Regions from separate parts of the Homo sapiens genome. Here region 1 is linked to region 2. The links are chromatin contacts, found by Hi-C or POLR2A ChIA-PET in ENCODE. All regions are on one chromosome and are shown on one strand. Each heading gives the region's core, a stretch centred on a gene start or an enhancer-like site at or near the end of the contact. The rest is flanking DNA. Distances are from core to core; before and after follow the strand shown. Region 1 overlaps PRDX6-AS1 (PRDX6 antisense RNA 1). Region 2 holds the start of RC3H1-DT (RC3H1 divergent transcript).

Evidence for each region. A loop is a pair of places that touch in the nucleus more often than their neighbours do. ChIA-PET counts read pairs that join two places held with the same protein, here RNA polymerase II (POLR2A). Pooled maps may share reads with other maps.
Region 1: a map of gastrocnemius medialis shows a loop between it and region 2 (3-fold over the local background). The contact joins the enhancer-like site here to the promoter of RC3H1-DT in region 2. A Hi-C loop is called at or near these places in 5 of 168 maps with a recorded cell type or tissue (B cell, ascending aorta, chondrocyte and 2 more), 2 of 37 single-sample maps with no recorded cell type and 22 of 50 pooled maps. POLR2A ChIA-PET finds 5 or more read pairs at or near these places in 3 of 52 experiments (AG04450, GM10248 and WTC11).

What each region holds. Positions count from the first base shown.
Region 1 is chr1:173,426,396-173,431,822 of GRCh38, reverse strand. The region is part of intron 1 of PRDX6-AS1 (PRDX6 antisense RNA 1); the gene reads left to right. All of the region lies in intron 2 of LOC100506023 (a long non-coding RNA gene), which reads left to right. It also overlaps a transcript of TNFSF4 not described here. Among named protein-coding and RNA genes, the nearest start is that of PRDX6-AS1, 32 kb to the left of the region's middle. RefSeq lists an enhancer at 259-553. Within about 2 kb of position 1,747, at least 34 of the 41 ENCODE cell types and tissues checked have a DNase peak (open chromatin) inside an H3K27ac peak, as active enhancers do; they include ascending aorta and gastrocnemius medialis, where a contact is called at or near this core.
Region 2 is chr1:174,018,972-174,024,475 of GRCh38, reverse strand. It overlaps RC3H1-DT (RC3H1 divergent transcript), which reads right to left and starts at 1,993. Exons shown (of 2, transcript NR_187284.1): 1 at 1,836-1,993; 2 at 1,286-1,693. RC3H1 (ring finger and CCCH-type domains 1) reads left to right here and starts at 2,119. Exons shown (of 20, transcript NM_172071.4): 1 at 2,119-2,380. RefSeq lists silencers at 1,884-2,133, 2,244-2,563 and enhancers at 2,770-3,309, 3,374-3,493.

The sequences.
Region 1 (5,427 bases), core at 498-2,997, 590 kb after region 2:
TGTCACCAAGGAGTCACCATTTGGCCAAGATCGAAATCCAACACTAAACTTCATTACACATCACCATCAGGTTGCAGTCCTGAACATGCATTGTATTCCATGCCTTGCGAGACCCTGAAATGTTGTCAGTGAAGGACAGCAGGCAAGGTAGTGCATGTGAAAACAATTGTTGACCATGAAATATTTTATTCAGAAATGAGTAAAAAAGAATCTTTGTAGCAGCCAGCCTTTCCCCTGGGGGAGAAAGCTCAGCAGTTGGTTTGGTCAGTTGGTTCACTGAAGGCAGATGAATTGGCACTTTGCAGTTGAGAGCCAATGCAGGCTCACGGAGGTGGCTTCTTTCTGCAGGCTGATTTTGGGCCCCCAGCAGGGCCCAAGGCCCAACAATCAGCGCATGGCTCTTAATTCTGTGCAACTAACAAATCCCGTCCCAGTGTGCTGAGAGCGCCCTCTAGTGCCCAGAAACTTCCTCAAGAATGGAGTGTAAAGACCTTTAAGGACCTTCATCAGGAAGGAACCACCATACTTTTGAATTTCAAGCCTAACCTGAAGATTATTATTTAAGGAAACCGACAAATTTTCTCAAAGAAATTATTGTATTGGAAAATATTTAGAATGCAAACACATTCTCCAAAGAAAACCAAAGACAACTACAGTGATTCATTTACTTTAGGTCTACAACAACAAAATATTAATTTAACAATACAAATAACATGCCCTTTAGCTCTTTGAAGGATGGCAATGAGGAAAACTGGAAAATAATGATCTAGCAATTACTGGCTGAACCACATTCTAAGAAATGTTAAGATAACAGGTGAACATTCAAAATTCAAATTTACCACTTTGGAGGCTGCTTATTTGCATGACAAATGGATTCTTTGTTTTACAGAAAGGCTTTCTCACAGGCCTGGGTTTTATTACCAATTAGCCTTAACCCCAGCAGAGCTTTAATTAGAATGCAAAGGGTTTGTGGGATCTGTGGGCACTGGAGGAAGAGTGTCTTATGTTGAGATTTTTATAGGATTAAGTACACAGCCTCTGAGTTACATCTGCTATATATAGCACAAATTATATAAACGTTGGTATTGCCTGTCACCTAATACAATTATTTGTGCAGACAGAGTATGACATTAATTCCTGCAGTGAACAACTCTATAGACCCTTCACCCTAATGTGTCCATTTAAATGGAGCCCTATTTGCTATGCACACACTTTTTCAAAGAATCTGTTAGAGAATGTGAATACCAAGTTATAAGCAACAAAAAAGAAAGCAACAAAATATAATGAAATCCCCATTACATCCCTTTGCCCTATAATACTTTCCCTTGACTTTGCTATAAGCATTCCTCTGGCATTCCCACTCCTGACCCACAAGATTATTAAATGTTTATTGTCTCAACTAACTATGCCAACAGGTTCGTAATATCGATACAGAGAAAGTGGAAGACTCTGTGAAAGTTATTTACATTAAACATGCAAGTGTAAAAAAGGATTGTTGAGCAACAGGAGTGAGCTAAGAAGGCAGTTGTGAATTCTGTGCATTCAAGATGAAACAATGTTATTTGTGTGTGTTAGCTGCCTGGCTGAGTAAATAAAGAAGATTCAAATTTGGCGCAGCTGTTCTTTCTCAGTGCTGCCTGGATATTAGATTCCCTGCAACCGTCTGTGTGCTTAGACCCCGCGTTCCATTGCGTAGGCTGCTGGCAGGCCTTTTTTTAGCGGAATGCAGCTGGGAGCAGGAAGGGTGGAGCCTGCTGGGGTTTGACTCAGCAGCTGTGGGCGAGGCCCTACACACTCTGTCTTGAGGACTGTGATAAAGGTTAAAAATAAAGGATAGCACTTGAGTGGGCTTCATAAGGAGTAGCAATCTAATTATAGGGCTTATTTTTACAAAGCAGCAGCTGACAGCGTCAGCCCAGCACGTCCTAAAAGTTCTTAGTAAGGCAGGAAGCTGCTACATTTGCTATGACCAATGTCACTTTAAGGGGTCTTGGCAATTACATTCTCACTCAACTTTTCCTTCTGCAACAAGGATATATGAGGGGGATTAGAGGATATTGCAAAAGCTCACCTTTTATTCAGACCCAATTAAAAACTAAACCCACTAAATCAACTTCCTCTCTCCCTTCTCAAACATTTATAAAGCGCCACCACGCGGCAGGCACAGTGCTGGGTGCTGCCATTCACACCCCACATGGTCTTTTCCCACAGCTGGTGGAGGTTGTGGCGTAGCCTGTGCTCAGTCTTGGATCTGTCTCTTGAGGACCAGTTTCTCTTTGGGCTCTTGTTTCCAAGAGCCATGGAGAATGAGCAGAGCAGCATCTAACAAAGGACGGGGTCCCCTCTCAGCTTCTCTGTCTTCACAAGTGAATGTCACACATTTTAAACTAGAACTCTTTCTACTTATTTAGCACCTAACAGATGCTACAAGAATTCTGGTTACTTTTTCTTTTCTGTTTGGGTCGGGAGCACATGTCTAAGTGTGACAAATGTGAGCAGATTATTTGGAGAGGTGAGGAAATACAAGAAAGAGGGGGGCCAGTCTTTTCTCTCTTTTGGAAAAATAATCATTTTTCGTAGAAACCAGATACTTTCATAATACTCTTTTTTTTTAAAGAAATGTTTTAACATGAAAAAAATTTCAAAGATACATACAAGTAGAGATAATAGTGTAATAAGTCCCCATGTACTTTTTGTCCAGCTTTAACAATTAGCAGCATGTGGCCTGATTTTGTTTTACACATATCCTCTCTCCTGTATTATTTTGGAGCAAATTTGATATGTTATTTCTTTCTTTCTTTCTTTTTTTTTTTCCTTAGACAGAGTCTTGCTCTGTCACCCAGGCTGGAGTGCAGTGGCACAATCTCGGCTCACTGCAACCTCCGCCTCCCAGATTCAATAAATTCTCCTGCCTCAGACTCCCGAATAGCTGGGATTACAGGCACCTGCCACCATGCCTGGCCACAAGTTTTGTATTTTTAGTAGATACGGGGTTTCACCATGTTGGCCAGGCTGGTCTCGAATTCCTGACCTCAGGTGATCCTCCTGCCTTGGCCTCCCAAATTGCTGGAATTACAGGCATGAGCCACTGCTCCCAGCCAATATGTTATTTCATCTGCAAATATTTCAATATGTAGTTCTATAGATAATAATTCCTTTTTAAAAAGTAACCACAAAACAATAAATTCAACTAACATTAGCAATAATTCATTAATATCATAAACTAGTCAGTATTTAAATTTATAATTATCTCATAAATGCATATGCACAATTTTTACAGCTTGTTTGAATTAAGATAAAAATCAGCTGCACATATTATAGTTGGTTCCTTTTTCTCTTAAATCTTTTATTCCATAGATTCCCCTTCCATGTCCCTCTCTGTTTTGTTATCCTGGCAATCAGTTGAAAAACTGAGTACTTTGTCCTGTAGATTTTTATGGATTGGATGCCTGTGGTCCTCTGTAACAGTATCCTCCATTTTCTGTTTCTTGTAAATTAGTACAGTCATGCCCCTCATAACAAAATATTCTGTCAACGATGAACCATTATGGATGGTAGTCCCATAAGATTATAATAGAGGTCGGGCGTGGTGGCTCACGCCTGTAATCCCAGCACTTTGGGAGGCTGAGGCGGGTGGATCACTTGAGGCCAGGAGTTGGAGACCAGCCTGGCTAACATGGCAAAACATTGTCTTTACTAAAATAAAAAAAGTAGCCGGGTGTGGTGGCGGGTGCCTGTAATCCCAGCTGCTTGGGAGGCTGAGGCAGGAATCGCTTGAACCTGGGAGGTGAAGGTTGCAGTGAGCCAAGATCGCACCACTTCAGCTTGGGCAACAAAGCAAGATTCTATCTCAAAAAAAAAAAAAAAAAGATTATAATGGAGTTGAAAGATTCCCATTGCTTAGTTATGTAGCCATTGTAACATGGTAGCACAACACATTACCTTTTCTATGTTTAGATATGTTGCAATACACACTATTGTGTTACAGTCGCCTACAGTTTTCAGTACAGTAACATGCTGTACAGGTTTGTAGTCTGGGAGCAATAGGCTGTACCATATAGCCTAAGTGTGTAGTAGATTATACCATCCAGGTTGTGTAAGTACACTCTGTGATATTTACACAATGAAATCACCTAATAACACATTTCTCAGAATGTATTGCTGTCGTTAAGGGATGCATGATTATAGTTGACTCTAGAGACTTATCAGAGTCAGGTTTCATTTTTCTGTCAAAACGACTTCATACATGGTAGAAAAATCTCATGTCTCTCTTTTTTCCCGATGACATTCTTTACACTGTCAGTGTAGTTTCTGAACTTAGTTGCAATCTGTAAGAGAGGGTTTCTTGACTTCATCACTATTGAAGTTTTGTACCAGCTAATTCTTTGTTGTGGGGTCAGTGGGGGGGCGGGCTCTCCCGTGCATTGTGGAATGTTTAGCAGCATCCTGGTCTCTACCCACTAGATACCAGTAGCAGCCACTCCCCAGTTGTGACAATCAAAAGTATCTCCAGACATTGCCAAATATCCTTTGGGAGGGTAGGGAAAAATCATCCCTGGTTGAGAACCACAGCTGTAGACTAACCATTAGTTATTCTGAAAGGTTATCTGTCCACAGCCTTTAACGTTTCAAGTGCTAATCCATTGACCATGAGACCTAGGCCATTCACTATGATTATTGTATTGATTTTTTGTTGGTGCTGTGACAAATTACTACAAATGTAGTGGCTTAAACAATACAAATTTATTATCATACAGTTCTGAAGGTGACGAGTCCAGATTGGGTTTCACAGGGCTAAAATCAAGGCATCAGGAGGGCTGTGTTCCTCCTGCATGGCGTTTTTCTTTGTCTTCAGAGCCTACAGTATAGCATCTTCCAGTCTCTCTCTCTCTCTGACTGTCTTGCATCCCCCTTATAAGAACCCATGGGAGCTGTGCGCAGTGGCTCACGCCTGTAATCCTAACACTTTGGGAGGCTGATGCAGGAGGATCATTTGAGCCCAAGAGTTTGACAGCAGCCCTGGCAACATAGCGAGACCTTGTCTCTACAAAAAAATGAAAAAATCTGCTGGGTGTGGTGGTGCGTACCTGTAGTCCCAGCTACTCGGGGCCGAGGTGGGAGAATTGCTTGAGCCCGGGAGGTTGAGGCTGCCGTGAGCTGTGTTGTGTCACTGCACTCTAGCCTGGGTGACAGAGCAAGACCCTGTCTCAAAGTAAAATAAAAATTTAAAAAATGAACCCATGGGATTACATTGGGCCCACTGAATAGTCCAGAATAACCTCTGTATTTAAAAGTCCTTTATTTAATCATAGTTGCAAAGTCCCTTTGACCATGTAAAGCAGCACATTTACAGGTTCTGGGGATTAGAATGTTAAAGCTCAGAAAACAACACTCCTAAGTATGGCATTTTGACATGCTGAGTATTTT
Region 2 (5,504 bases), core at 744-3,243:
AGCGTGAGCCACCGCTCCCGGCCTTATCCCCTGTATCTTACACTTCTAGTCTGACTGGGGAGTTGAAAACATATGACTTCTCACAGATTAGTTTTTTATTTTTTATTGTAAGCATAAGTGTTTTCTTCAAAGCTGCTCTTCTTTTTCTGTCAAATGCATCTTTATATCACTAAAATGAATTTGGGTTTGGGGAAGCGCCGCCATTTTTAACTTTTTTTTTTTTTTTTTTTTTTTTTTTGAGACAGAGTTTAGCTCTTTTTGCCCAGACTGGAGTGCAATGGCGTGATCTCGGCTCACTACAACCTCCACCTCCCAGGTTCAAGTGATTCTCCTGCCTCAGCCTCCCGAGTAGCTAGGACTATAGGTGCACGCCACCACACCTGGCTAATTTTTGTATTTTTAGTAGAGATGGGGTTTCTCCACGTTGGTCAGGCTCCGGACCTCAGGTGATCCGCCCCCCTCAGCCTCCTAAAATGTTGGGATTACAGGCGTGAGCCACTGCATCTATCTGTCCTTTAACGTATTTTTAATTGAAATATTGACGAGATAAAAATAAACAACGTAAAAATCATACTGCTTAAGGGAACCTTTAAGGAGCCTTACCAACTGTGGTATAACTATTAATAGTTCAAAGAAATTACATTATCTAGGTTACTTGCAATGGAAGTTGAGTTACTCGCTTCACCTAAACAAGGAAGTTGGCATGTTTGCCTAGCAACAGTCGCTAAAACCTTCTGTTGTGGAAGGTTCCCTAGGAGTGAGAAGAAGGGAGGAGGAGGAAAAGCAGGAGGAGCAGATTAATCTGTTTTTCCTAGCAGGGTACAGAGGCCTGGTCTGAGAAGGGAAAGGCTTTAAGAGATCCCTTTAGATTGGCACATGCTAACCTAAATCCCCCTGTGGTAGCTAGAAATTCACTCTCTGTAGGACTGGGGTTACTATTTAGTAGGCTGAAAAGACGATTACAGATTAAACCCAGTTCAGAGGCAGCAAATTCCAATCAGTGGAAAGACAACAATAGGTCTTCTAAACAGAAGCTGAGATCTCAGTAGCAGGAGGGTGCTAACAACTAAAAAGAATTCTTCTCTGCCAAGAGTTTAGGAAGGTGTGTGATATTTCTTAAAAATAATACAAAAACACTATCTGTGATAGCGATTCCAATGTATCAAGTTAAAGGCAGAAGTGCTTCTCTTGGGGTACTGTGATGTAAACAGTGAAGAAAGGACAGAAAAACATAATCTCTGCTCTCTTGGTCAAATCCTGAAGCAAAAAAGGTGATAGCGCCGAGTAGAGGTATTAAATGGTTGTTTATTTGGGGACTCTCTCTCTCCTCTATTCTAGATGATTTATTTTGAAATTAGTACTGTATGGTGTTACAATAATCCCATTTCTTCCCCTTCTCAAAAGCGAGGGTTTGGCTAAAATGAATTGTCTGAAGGGACCTCCCATTCCCCAAAACCAAAACGGCACCTTTTCCACAAGGGACAAGAAACTTTTAAAGAGTCGCAAGGTTAGATTTCAGGAGCCCTTCTATGGGCCATATCTTTTCCTGTCGTCCCCAAATAGCTCTTATTGTTCACACAGCCCAGGAGAGACGTTTTGGAGTAGCGTGTCCGGGCCTTTTGGGCTGTTTCACAGCCTTAGGAGGCTGAACTCCCAGAGGGGTGACGAGGACAAAGCTGATGAGATCCAGAACCTGGATAATATGGAAGAAGAAAAATGGGGTGGGGGACAAGACGTGAAAAAGAAACAAGAGTTGGGGGACAACGGCTGAGAAAGCCGAAAGAGTAGACGTAGTGTGGGGTTCGATGGAAACGAAAGAAATTCCCCCAATTTACTCTCGCCATCTGGCCACTGGCCCGCTGAGCCCAAAGGCGCCGGTGCGGGAGGGCAGACCGGACCGAGGGACCGGTTCATCTGCTCAGGGCGTGTGAGACTTTCGGTCGCGGCGGAGAGCGTCGCCGGTCTCCCTCCGGGCGTTGGTGGCCGGTGACTCAGAGCTTTGCTCCCGCGCCCGCCCCTCCCCTCCGCCCGCCCCGCCTCCTGAGGGAGGATCCTCGCCCTCGTCTCCGCCCCAGTCTCCGGGGCGGGCCGGAGCCTGAGGAAGAGGAAGGGGACGAGGACAACGAGCGACTGGGCGGCGGAGGACGAGGAGGAGGAAGAGGAGGCCGAGCAACAAGATGGCCCCTGCTGCAGGAGCAGCCTCAGCAGCAGCAGGTGGGAGGCCGGAGGCGGTGCTGGCGGTGGCGGCGGCAGCCGTGGCCCGGCGGCCTGGGACAGAATCAGAGTCAACGGTGGCCTCGGCGGCGGCGGCGGCTGCCGCGGCGGTGGCGACGGCCGCGGGGACTCGGAGCTGAGAGGAGCTGCTGCTCGGACCAGCGCGGTGAGCGAGCGGCGGGCGGCGACTTGGGGAGCGGGGCTGCCGCGGCCGGGGCCTCAGTCGGGAACAATAGGCAGCTGTGGTCGGGAAGGGTTTGTCCTCGCCCGCCCTCTGCTCCTCCGCGGCAGCGGCAGCCCGGCCGGCCCCAGGCTCCTCAGGGCCCCCGCCGGCTGTTCTGGGGCTTGTCAGTGGCCGGCGTCCTTTAGGCCTCAGGCCTCTGCATGCCGCCTGTAGGGCCTGTCGGGGTAGGTAGGCCGAGAGGAGGACGAAGGGAGGCTCGGACGAGAGGGAGGGGGCGAAAGGGCTACCTGGCTCCTGTGGTACTCCCAGGGCCTGGGCCAGGCGGGGAATGCGCACGGGAACTGCTTTTTGGACCCCTAGTCTGTGGGGGTGGGGGAGGGCGAAGGCGTCTGTAAACAGGCGCCGCCTCGGCCTCCCAGCACCTCAGGGCTGCTTCCTCCCCCAGCCCCTGAAGCGCTCCCCTTCTTTGGCCAAGTGGATTTCACGGTGTCTGTTTCCCTGAAGTCCCTGGAGATCTAGCCTGGTAGTCTTCTCCCTGCTGGCGATGGGAAAATTGTGTGTGTGCAGGTGTCTTTAAAAAAAAAAAACAAAAAACTTAAATGCAACAAAAACATATAAAATGTGGTTATCGGTAAAGGATGGAGTGGTAAGGGATGCGCCTCTCTAAACATCTCTAAGTATCAGTTCTATAAACATCAGTTATGCCCGCATCCCAGGTGAGAGTGGATTGAAACAAGGGCTCTTTTGGAACAGTAATAACACAACTCTTGACATACCAGAATAGCCTATGAAACTGGAAACAAACACTGGCAACGCGGAGACAAACTGTAATGTTTAAAGAGGACTTTTATTCCAGCTAGGCGTTTTGAATTACTAACATGCAGTATAAGAAGCAACATTAACTAGCATAAAGTGGACCTCAGGAAGCACTTCGAAAGGAGACAGGTGGTTCATCTCCGGCCATAGAGCTTCTTGTGCCTTGTCTCGTGTTTCAGTAATTTTTCCTGAAATTGTTCAAGACCAGTCTTTTCTCTGAGTTTGAAATTTGATTTCGTTTTTGTTTTGTTTTGCGACGGAGTCTTGCTCTGTCACCCAGGCTGGATTGCAGTGGCACAATCTCGGCTCACTACAGCCTCCACCTCCCGGATTCAAGCGATTCTCCTGCCTCACCATCCGGAGTAGCTGGGATTACAGGCGCCCGCCACCATGCCCGGCTGATTTTTGTATTTTTAGTAGAGACGGGGTTTCACCATGTTGGCCAGGCTGGTCTGGAACTCCTGACCTCAAGTCATCTGCCCTCCTCCGCCTCCCAAAGTGCTTGGATTACAGGCGTGAGCCACCTCGCTCAGCCTTAAACTTAATTTTTCAAGGCTTCTACCACATTTTCTTACAAGTGAGGGAAAAGGTAGATTTATTTCTAAAGTACTTTCTACCTAGGTATGCAGAAATTTATATTAAAATCGCTTGGATACATCCAAGGAGATTGCTTTTCACTTGTTAACATTCAACTGCAAGGCCTAAGGGTTATAGGTTGTGTTCTTTTCAGCACTGACCTGTGCTGAAAAGATGCCAGTTAATATCTTTCACCTCTTCTAAGGGTAAATTTCTAAGTAGAATTGGTCCAAGTCTGTTCTAATTAAAAACATTATAAGCAGCACTAGTCTAGTTCTTAGTTCTTCCACAACAATTGACACTGAATAGATTAGCAATTGAATAAACATAAAGGTTGAATTTTCTTGTTTAGGATTTGAAGTATAGTGAATGAATATCAATACTGACCTTCATTTTATGCTTAGCATAAATAATGTTGGAGATGTTTTGATTTTTTGAATGATGGAGAAATAACAACTTTCTATGGCTCCTGATGTTGTGACTTTTTTGCAGATATTTCAGAAAGGACACCGTTTTTCAGGTGCTCAAATCTGTGATTTTTTTTTTTTTTCTGTGCTAATTTTGTTAGGTCAGCACAGATTCCAAGTAAAGTCTGTGTTATAATGATACTTAAATTTATGTATGGCCCTAAACCTATTAGAACAATTGTAGTAATTTATAGGTTGTAAGTTTTAAGTGGTTCATGTGCTGTGTTATGAAAACAATCTCACCGTGTTATGTCAAGGGCAGATTTACCTCATATTTAATATCATTTTCCTGAAAATAAATATTTTTAAGTGGTAAGGTTTTGTATTTCAGATTGGTTATTGACCCAGCAATTTATGGGCTTAGTCTGGGTCCGTATTTCTGTTCAATAGGAAAAAAATTTAGGGAATTGTTTTTATTTATTTTGTGTCAAAACAGTTTTAAGTTTTGACACAAACTCAACTGTCCCTTCTTCAGTATCAATACTTATTACTTAAGTTCACATTTTCTCAGGTAATAAAAATTTACTTCTAAGAAGTTTTGGAACCAGAGCTTAAGAATTAGATTTATATTTTCTTGGTAATATTAAAAGTTAATATATGCTTGATTTATTTGAAGAAATAAAAAAGGGTAATTTGTACACAACGCCTTTCAGAACATATTTGTTGAATGAATAAAAATATTTAAGCTTCCTCATTATGCTGCAGTATTAGTTCTGTTGTCCTCATTTTTTCATATGAAGAATGTGAAGCTAAGAGTAGCTATGTAACCAGCAAAAAGATCACATAATTAATAGGTAAAAGAGCTTACTCAGACTCAGATCTTGTGACACAAATTAGATTCTTTGCCACTACCACATGTGTCACAGTTAAACTTTGAAGCATCTTCTGTGTTGACAGATTCCTTTTTTTGCCTGTGAACTTACCCTATTATCATTATTTGTATCCTGTCAGATATCTACTTGTAAGACCAAGAAAGTATTTGTTCATGTGAATCACAAAAGAAACACTTAAATTTTTGTTTTTAGCATATCTGAATGCTATAAAATATAAAAACTCATACTGTTTACATAGGACAGATTTATCATACTGCTGTAATTGTTTTCATGGTTAATTTGTTACATAGGCAATTACTAAATTGTGCCTTTGAAATACTTTATAAATTTTTTTAAATAATTAAAGATATTCAATGATGTTAAAGTTGGGTCAGCTAATATTTGAAGTTCTTAATTTATAATTTTTTTTCTTTA